Linked DNA regions of Homo sapiens: region 2 is linked to region 1. Evidence: chromatin loops called from intact Hi-C (ENCODE). Cell type or tissue: CD14-positive monocyte. All regions are shown on one strand. Each heading gives the region's core, and the rest is flanking DNA. Links, peaks and the distances in the headings are about the cores only. Region 1 has its middle 29 kb from the start of FLT1. Region 2 overlaps FLT1 (fms related receptor tyrosine kinase 1).

Evidence for each region. Peaks named below come from ENCODE experiments on the same cell type or tissue, not always from the same donor. Only the 100,000 strongest peaks of a DNase experiment are listed, where the experiment ranks them.
Region 2: it touches region 1 in a loop (2.0-fold over the local background); 3 of 110 quality-filtered maps call a loop at or near these places.

Annotation. Positions count from the first base shown.
Region 1 is chr13:28,522,295-28,526,693 of GRCh38, reverse strand. No RefSeq gene overlaps it. Among named protein-coding and RNA genes, the nearest start is that of FLT1, 29 kb to the right of the region's middle. In CD14-positive monocyte, for the core only: no CTCF peak of the experiment used is centred there; a DNase peak (open chromatin) is centred at 2,473; H3K4me3 peaks cover 359 bases.
Region 2 is chr13:28,391,873-28,396,271 of GRCh38, reverse strand. The region is part of intron 12 of FLT1 (fms related receptor tyrosine kinase 1); the gene reads left to right. Among named protein-coding and RNA genes, the nearest start is that of FLT1, 100 kb to the left of the region's middle. In CD14-positive monocyte, for the core only: no CTCF peak of the experiment used is centred there; a DNase peak (open chromatin) is centred at 1,681; H3K27ac peaks cover 716 bases; H3K27me3 peaks cover 327 bases.

The DNA.
Region 1 (4,399 bases), core at 286-4,285:
TATTATTTTATTTTATTTTATTTTTTTAGCCAGGGTCTCACTCTGTTGCCCAGGCTGGAATGCAGTGGTGTGATCTTGACTCACTGCAGTCTCTGCCTCCTGAGTTCAAGTGATCCTCCCACCACAGCCTCTTAAATAACTGGGATTACAGGCACGTGCCACCACGCCCGGCTAATTTTTGTATTTTGTATTTTTTTCTTTTTTTGAAACAGGAGTCTCACTCTGTCTCCCAGGCTGGAGCACACTGGCCTGATCTCGGCTCACTGCAACCTCCGCCTCCCGGGTTCAAGTGATTCTCCTGCCTCAGCCACCCAAATAGCTGGGATTACAAGGCCTGTGCCACCATGCCCATCTTAAACTTGAATATTAAAGAGCAATATGTTGACTTCCTACTGGCAATGTCTTATAATATTTTGTTTAAACTTCTGAATAGCTCTACCCTGTCCTAATTAGTTTAGGGTCTGTAAATTAGTTTATACTGATTTAATTACTTAAAACATGATTTAATTAAATAAAACATCTGGAAAAGATATAGTAATAAATACAATTCAGTTACCTTGTCACCAATCTGTAGCTGTTTTCAGTCTCTGTTTCCATGTATATATTTGAGTTGAAAACACCTTTCTCACACATCTCAAACCCCTCTTGGCTTTGGTTTTCAGTCCTGCATCATTCTCCACCAGACTCTCCTCTGTATAAGCTCTGGAACATTATAACAGAAAGGCTGTCCTCCACCAGTGTAGCGGGAGCTATATATATATACACACACACATATATATGGCTTCCTTGTCTCTCTCTTGCCCTCTTTGTTTCCATCCTGTCTTAGTCCGCTTGGGCTTCTATAAAAAAACACCATAGACTAAACACCATAGGCTAAGGATTAAACAACAAATATTTATTTCTCACAGTTGCAGAGGTGGATGTCTCAGATCAGGGGGTCAGCATGGTCAGGTTCTGCTAAGGGCTCTCTTCCTGGCTTGCAGATGACTGCCTCCTGGGTATGTCCTCACCAGGAGAAAAGACAGCAAGGGAGCTCTCTGGCCACTTCTTACAAATGCACAGTCCTATACGTGAGAGCTCCACCCTCATGCCCTAATTATCCCCCAAAGGTGCCTCCTCTTACTACCATCACATTGAGATTAGGGTTTGAACATATGAATTTTGGGGGAGACATAGACATTCAGTGCATTATGCCTCCCAATGGCCCTGAACAAAGAGGGAGAAACAGCACATGCAGGCAGCAACATGGAAACCACAGTTGTCTTCTTGCCAATCAGAAGATTTTATATTTTGGCCATGTTTTTTAACGATTTGCTATTTGATACTAGAGTTCATGTTCAGATATCTGATATTCTGGTATACCCCTCTGAGTGTGTGCGTGCACACACACACACAAACACACACACCTCATCCCACCTAGGGCAAACCAATTCACAGACTTGACTGAACCAGCAAGATTCAGTCTTTTGAAAATTTAAACCATGAAGAGATACAAGCAGTGAGTTGACAGATGCAACATTGTAACGGGAGCATCCTAATGACTATAAGTACCATCCGTTTACAACTTGCTCATCGCATTGAGCACCTGCATGCCTTTTCCTTCCTGTCACCCTGTGAGAGATGCACTGTTTTTATCCCTGTGTTGCAAATGAGGAGACTGAAGCTCATGAAGTTGTGTCTCTTGCTGAGATAACCCAACTGGCCAGTGATGGAGATGGGATCCTAAGCTTCCTTGCCTCATGGCTCTAGGTGCCAAGGTCATCCAGGCTCCCCTTTGGGAAGCCACATGTGCAGGTTTTCTGGGATCCCATGAGATCTAAATCCCAGTCACCCCCACTTCCTCTGCCATCTCGCTTACCTGGTTATTTTGGTCTCCACTTGGCATCAAAGACTCCTCAGAGCTCTTGTGGAGAATCTGAAGCCTGCTTTGTCTCAGGAACTAAAAACTCTTTTACATTCTTCTAATTTTATAGACAAAAACATAAAGGCAAATTTAGAAAAGGTTTTTATGAAATGAAGACATCTCCATAAGGATAATTCTCAAGAGGTTTGACAGAGGACCAAGTTCAAGAGCCCTAATGTACAACATGGTGTCTATAGTTAGTAACAACGCAGGGTATGCTTGACAATTGCTGAGACAGTAGATTTTAAGTGTTCTCACCACAAACAAATAGTAAGTATGTGAGGGAATACATATGTTAATTAGCGTAATTGAACCATTTTACAATGGGTACGTATTTGAAAAACTCATGTCGTACATCATAAATGTGTACAATTATTATTTGTCAATAAAAATGTAAAGAAAGAAAAAAATAAAGAAAATTCCCAAGATGAGTGAGAAGGTGAGTAACTGTTGCTCATGCAATCAAATTCAACAAAGTTGGTGGAAAAAGGTTATGAATGAGAATTGAGTGTTACGGTACGTGCATTCTATAAATAGTGAGACTATGGTACAGTTTTTAACTTGCTAGATTACTCACCACTTTTAGGTTTATGTCTTCCTCTTTTCATTTGTGTCACTTCCCACATATGCCCTCTAATTTTCTTTTAACACATAATGACGTTTTGTAGCATTTTAACTTATGGTAGTAATATCTTGTAATTCTTTGACAGACCCTGGGAAATACTGAAGAAATTGTGCCTCAGATTTCTGTGAATTCTAAAAATAGTGGAGAGTCAAGTTTGTAATACTCTTAAAATAGTGAATTGAGAAACTGTAGGTTGACTTAAAAAATAGGTTTAAAAAATTGTCTTACTAGGTTTTTTTTTTTTTTTTTTTTTTTTTTTTTTTTTTTTTTTTGAGACCGAGTCCTGCTCTGTTGCTAGGCTGGAGTGTAGTGGCGTGATCTCGGCTCACTGCAACCTCTGCCTCCCAGGTTCAAGCGATTCTTCTGCCTCAGCTTCCTGAGTAGCTGGGGCTACAGGCACACCACCATGGCCAGATAATTTTTGTATTTTTAGTAGAGACAGGGTTTCACCATGTTGGCCAGGATGGTCTCGATTTCTTGACCTCATGGTCTGCTCGCCTCGGCCTCCCAAAGTGCTGGGATCACAGGAGCACTGCGTCCAGCCGACTTTATTTTTTAGGAGCAGTTTTAGGTTCACAACAAAATTGATTGGAAAGCACAGAGATTTCTTATATACCCTCTGTCCCAACACATGCGTATAATTTTAAAATAGTGGAAAGGTCCCATTAATTTAGTATTTTTGGTAAATTTCTGCTAAAAATCTTGGTGTAATTCCTAGGCACAAGAATTTCACAGAAATATAGTTGATAAACTTTCGATCTAAACTATTCAAGAGAAAAAACCGCCTACTGGGTTTTAAGGATCTTGGAGGACAAATGACTCACAATAGGCACTCCTATATTTCTTGAATGGATAATCAGCCTAATCAGGAAGTCATTTTTATTTCCTAACTTAATGCCATGAACACCTTTCAATAGCATCTCTTTGGGATGGAGAATGCATCTGTGTCTTCCTGGCAATAATTTTCTGGATGCGAATGCTTAGAACACATGAGGATAAAAATGTCAAAATGTGCCTAATTCTCAGTCTGCCCAGCTCGAAGGTCTCACACCAATTACCATTTATGGTGTCGGCTTCACGAGACGGGAAGCATGCCCGGGCTGTGGGCCCACCAACAGTGTGGCAGAGGACAAAGAACTTGCACTTGAGTTCCTGCTCTACCACTTACTTGTGCACGATCCTGTACAAATTGCTTCACTTCTCTGAGATTCAGTTTTCATTGTCTGCTAAGTTGTGCTTATAGAATTCCTGGTTTGGTGGTAAGGACATAAACGGTTGTTCACATTGTTATCCAGAATATTCTTCAACATCAAATTGCATTTGAAAACATGCCTATACAACCTTCCAGACCAAGGCTCTGATGTTCTGGTCAATACAGAGCATTGATGAGTTAATTGACAGAGCTATCCGTGGGCTGAATTGCACTAAGCTAGGCTCCCTCTGCCTCATTTCCCATCATTGAGGACCAGGCTGAGAAGGGTTTTGGGGTGAGGGGTGTTGGTGTTGTAGGAATATATACTATTGGTTTGGCATGCCTGTACCCTCCTCCCACAATCATGTGATCAATTTTTATAACTTATATTCCCCTTCAAGATAATGCTTCATAGTTTTCGTAGCTTAATTTGGGATTAAAATATTGAGAATGGGAATAGTTTGAGTTGCTCAGTGGCCTATACTTTGAGAGAAATAGCCTTCCAGCCTCTATCCTGCCAGAGTAGCCTTGGTCATAAAATTCCCACCTTCAAGTTTCATGGTAAGGACATGATGAGAAAAAAATCTATGATCAGACACTCTTCACAGCCTTGTGGGTTTGAACCATGTCCGTATTATCTTCTTTCCAGAGGAATCCCCATTGTGTCTGCCATCTTCAC
Region 2 (4,399 bases), core at 178-4,177, 130 kb after region 1:
AACTTTCTGGAAACTTCTCACTGCCCGGGGCAGGCTGCAGAAATTGCCAAAAGTTCTCCAGAAAGAAATAGACATGTCCAATTCCATGACACATATGTGTTGTCAGATCACAGGGGCCTCTGGCAAGTTAGCCAAGCCCCAGAGAAGCTGTGCCATGGGAGATATCCCTGAGTAGATTCTCATAGAACGTCAGGGCTGTCAGGGATTCTAGAGGCTATTCTGCATCATAGCTCTTGTATTTTCCAGATGAGCAAATGGGATTTGGACTAATTAAATACAAAGGTTTGCACTGTCCTTTATATTTGGTTGGAAACAAGTTACTGTCTCAACCCATAGTCGTAGTATGTCTGATTTAGAATACAAAAGACTGAAAAATTCCTGTTTTGTTCTGAACATTCAATAACTTTGTAACAGTTTAATCAGCACTGTTAAATGGTACAGTTCAACTCTACTGAGCACTTGGAGGAACATCAATGAAGTCCTGTCTTTCTAGGAACAGGTTTCTAACACCAAGGAAACAAACAAGAAATGTCAAATTACATATATCCTAGTATCAAAATTTATGTGCAGAGGTAATGTGACAGGTGAGCTTGCTTTCTAAAGCCACCACTGTCCAATAGAGATATAATATAAGCCACAAATACCATTTAAAACTTTCTAGTAACCACGTTTTTTTAAAAGTAAAATTAATTTTATTTAACCCAATATATCCAAACTATTGTGATTTCAATATGTAATCAGTATTTTTTAAAAATATTACACTGCTTCAGTTTTTACACTTAAATCAATTTAAATAAAATCAAATAAACTGAATATGCTTCAGTTCCTCTGACACAGTAGCCACATTTCAAGTGCTCAAAAGCCACATGTGGCTCACAGTTACCATATTGGACAGTGCAGCTGTAAGCCTCTGAGAAGGAAGCAGGACCTGAACAGGAAGAGAGAAGGTGGGATTTGAATAGGTGGAGAGAAGAAAACAGACTTGCCCTGACATTTTCAGAGCCAAGACAAGAGTACCAGTGGAGGCCCACAAACCATACGTCTAACTACTGACAAGTTCTACATCAAGCAAACAAGCCATTAAATACCTTTTAGCCCCCTATGGACAAATATACTTTCATGATGACCTGAGAGGTCAGGATCAATTTAGAGCTCTGAGACTACTCAGATTCCAGAGCAGATTGTGGCAGCACCTGGCCGTGCAGAAAAACTAAATCACCCACCTCCCCTCTCCGCCCCTTACCCTGTCCACACTGCAAGGGGCCATGCACCATGTGTGGTGTCTCCCAGCCCACACATCTAAGCTCTCCCCATGCCCCTCACAGATAGTCTCCTTTGGCCACTGCCTGGACAGACCCAAAGGTGTGAATACTGACAAGCAGTCTGATCTCAGGAGGCCAGACCTAGGGAAGAGCCAACCTAGAAGCAGATTTAAATCAGCCTTATAGGGAATTCTGAGATCCCAGGGACCTGGATCATGATATAGGAATGGAGTGACACAGGCTGTCGGTAGGCATGCTCACTTGGCCCCATAAACTCTTCACATTGTGGGAAGAGCTGCGACCAGAACAGAGCTGCGACAGGGATCCTTCTTGCCTGGGTCTGAGGGCAGTACTGGAAGAGGATGTGCTAAGAGAAAAGGGGAACATCATGCTCACTTCCTTATTAATCACTGTTCCCAATGAAAGCTAACTGATGCCTAGCATTAGTCACAGCACCAACCTCTGGCTAGCCCAGAGTCTCATCGCTGCATCATATTTCTACCCATGGTGTTGTTGCTGAAAGGGCCCAAGTTGATAAAGGTGATCTCCTGCTGAATTCAGGCAGAAATTCCCTCCTACCTCTCACCATATTGTACAATGTATAACCATGGCGGGGTGGAAACCTCTTCTAGATCCCAAGGCTTATCCATACAAAATGAGAATTCGATTCAGACATACCTACTTGAAGCTCACAGTTCTTTTCCTCTAGAAATCCAAGAGCTTTAACTTTAAAACTGACACAAGTCCAGTCAACCAAGCCCTCATTGCCTGGAATATACTTTCCCTTAATCCTTTTCTACCAGTCCTGAAAAGTTCTGGTTTTGATTGTGATATTAGGTTAACTTGCTTACGTTCATTATTAGTTTTTAAATAATTATTATCTTTCTCTCACTCAAATCTTTGTCACTAGAGATGAGAGTAAAGACTCATGAATGTTGTACCTCATATGTTTATTTTTTGAAAAAAATGAACATATATTTGTTCAGTGTTTATACTTGACTCAGTGAGGGTAATGCTTTAAAAGTGCCTGTCTAAAATTTTAACGCTCTTCTTATCTAGATTTGGATCTTTACTGGTCCTCATTTCAATCCTGTTGCCCCTTCTTTAAAATACAGTTACTTGGGGCCAAGCACAATGGCTCACGCCTGTCATCCCAGCACTTTGGGAGGCTGAGATGGGAAGATTGCTTGAGCACAAGAGTTTGAGACCAGCCTGGGAAACATGGCAAAATCCTGTCTCTACAAAAAATACAAAAACTAGCTAGGCCTGCTGGCACGTGCCTGTATTCCCACCTACTTGGGAGGCTGAGGTGGGAAGATCACTTGAGCCCAGGAGGTCGAGGCTGCAGTGAGCCATGATGGCACCACCATGCTCCAGCCTGAGTGTCAGAGCGAGAGCCTGCCTCAAAACAACAACAACAACAAAAACAAACACAAAAATTTTTTTGAGTTGCCTTCCAAATTGATGAAAATGGTAAACTGTGGCCATTAGAATCCTTGACCGCTTCGACTCCAAACTTTGGCACACACTTGTACATAGCATCCACTTGAAACAAGCAGAACTTCCTGGTAACCATTCACTCTCTTTTTAAGTAATATTTCCACTCTTCGGTGGCAGTAGAGCCTTCTTTATTTTTACCCAACAAATGACATCCCTGGCGTCCTTTTAAATTCCTATGCTTGTCCCTTTCATGAACTTAATGCACATGCCTGATCCAATTGAGTTGAAATATCTACCCCCAAGTATGCACCTTTATAAATAGATGACACTTTCGTCTAACCCTGGGTTGAATGCCTCTTCTGAGCAAGGGTTGATTCTTCTCCATGACACCTCATAAGATGCCATGGATGTGATAATATGTTAGATGGATGAGTATTATTTGGTAATGATGATGACTGTGCTGAATTCGCCACAGATACTTAAGTGTGGGAAGATTTCTTGTTTTCACTTTGAGGGTTAGAAGGCAATTCTTTCTTGGGTCTGTTTTTGTACTCAGACTAAAAAAAAAAGTCAACATGAATTAAGGAGAAAAATCCCTCTGGGATTTTTATTTATCATCTTCCATGGATCAAAAGAGAATACCAAAGGGGTGAGACTGAGAAATAGTCATTTCTAAAAGGCTGTCTGATAACATAACAAATTAGCTTCAGTGACCATGTCCCCTATATAAGAAACAGGCCTCAAAACGAATTTGGTTCTTTGCTTTTCCTATGTGTGTGTTTTTGCTGTTTTGCTGGCACTCAGCATGACTATGGGTGTGTTAGCAATTACTGAGGGTGAAACAGGAACAGCACTGCCTTATCTCCCTGGTTTCCCAATGTCACTAAATGCATTTTATTTTGAGATTCCTGGTGGTGCTTGGCAAAGATAAACAAAATCTTCCATCAGGAAACCTGTGAGCTATTTCCACAGGAAGTTTCAAATCACTAAAGTAAATAGAAACTCTCTACACGATCTCAATGGTGTTACTTGGGCTCACTTGGGTTCTAACTACCAGGATGAGAGCTCATAAATGGAAAGTCTGTGGTCTTGTAAGAGTTGATTGCAACCAGTGCACAATACCTCTGCTCTACTATCTGTGTAAAAGTTGATGGCTGATGTTTTACTCCTCATGCTTGGAAAATGGCCCAAATATAAAAAGATGCTGAATTAGAGCAACTATTTCTGACACCTTATTGTTATCTTAAAAGTGACTGTCAGCTGCCCCTCCTGCATCTTCTGGCACATTCTTAGATTTTCATTTTAAAAGCAGGAAAACCTCCACTGGTATCCTCTCTCCTCAGCCACTGACGGCTTCGTAAGCCACTGTTACGCCCTGCTCCCAGGTTCCAAATGAATACTTTGGCATTTCTTCAGACGTGACACTTTATAATAAAGCCAAAGCTCAGAAAAATCAGAAAAACAAGCAAAGTGAGATTTAGGAAAGAGTTGATATGATATCTAATTTTGGACTATTGTCCCCTTAACGTTTAAAGGTTTCTTTATAGCTTTGTGTGCAAAGTATAATAATAATAATAGCATAACATAATGCTTTTCATCTTCAAAGCACTTTGTAAGATGTTGGCCCAAATTCTTTGCTCAAATGCAGATACACCACTAGTAATAAGCAATGGGAAGGTTTTGAGAGCGGGTCAGTT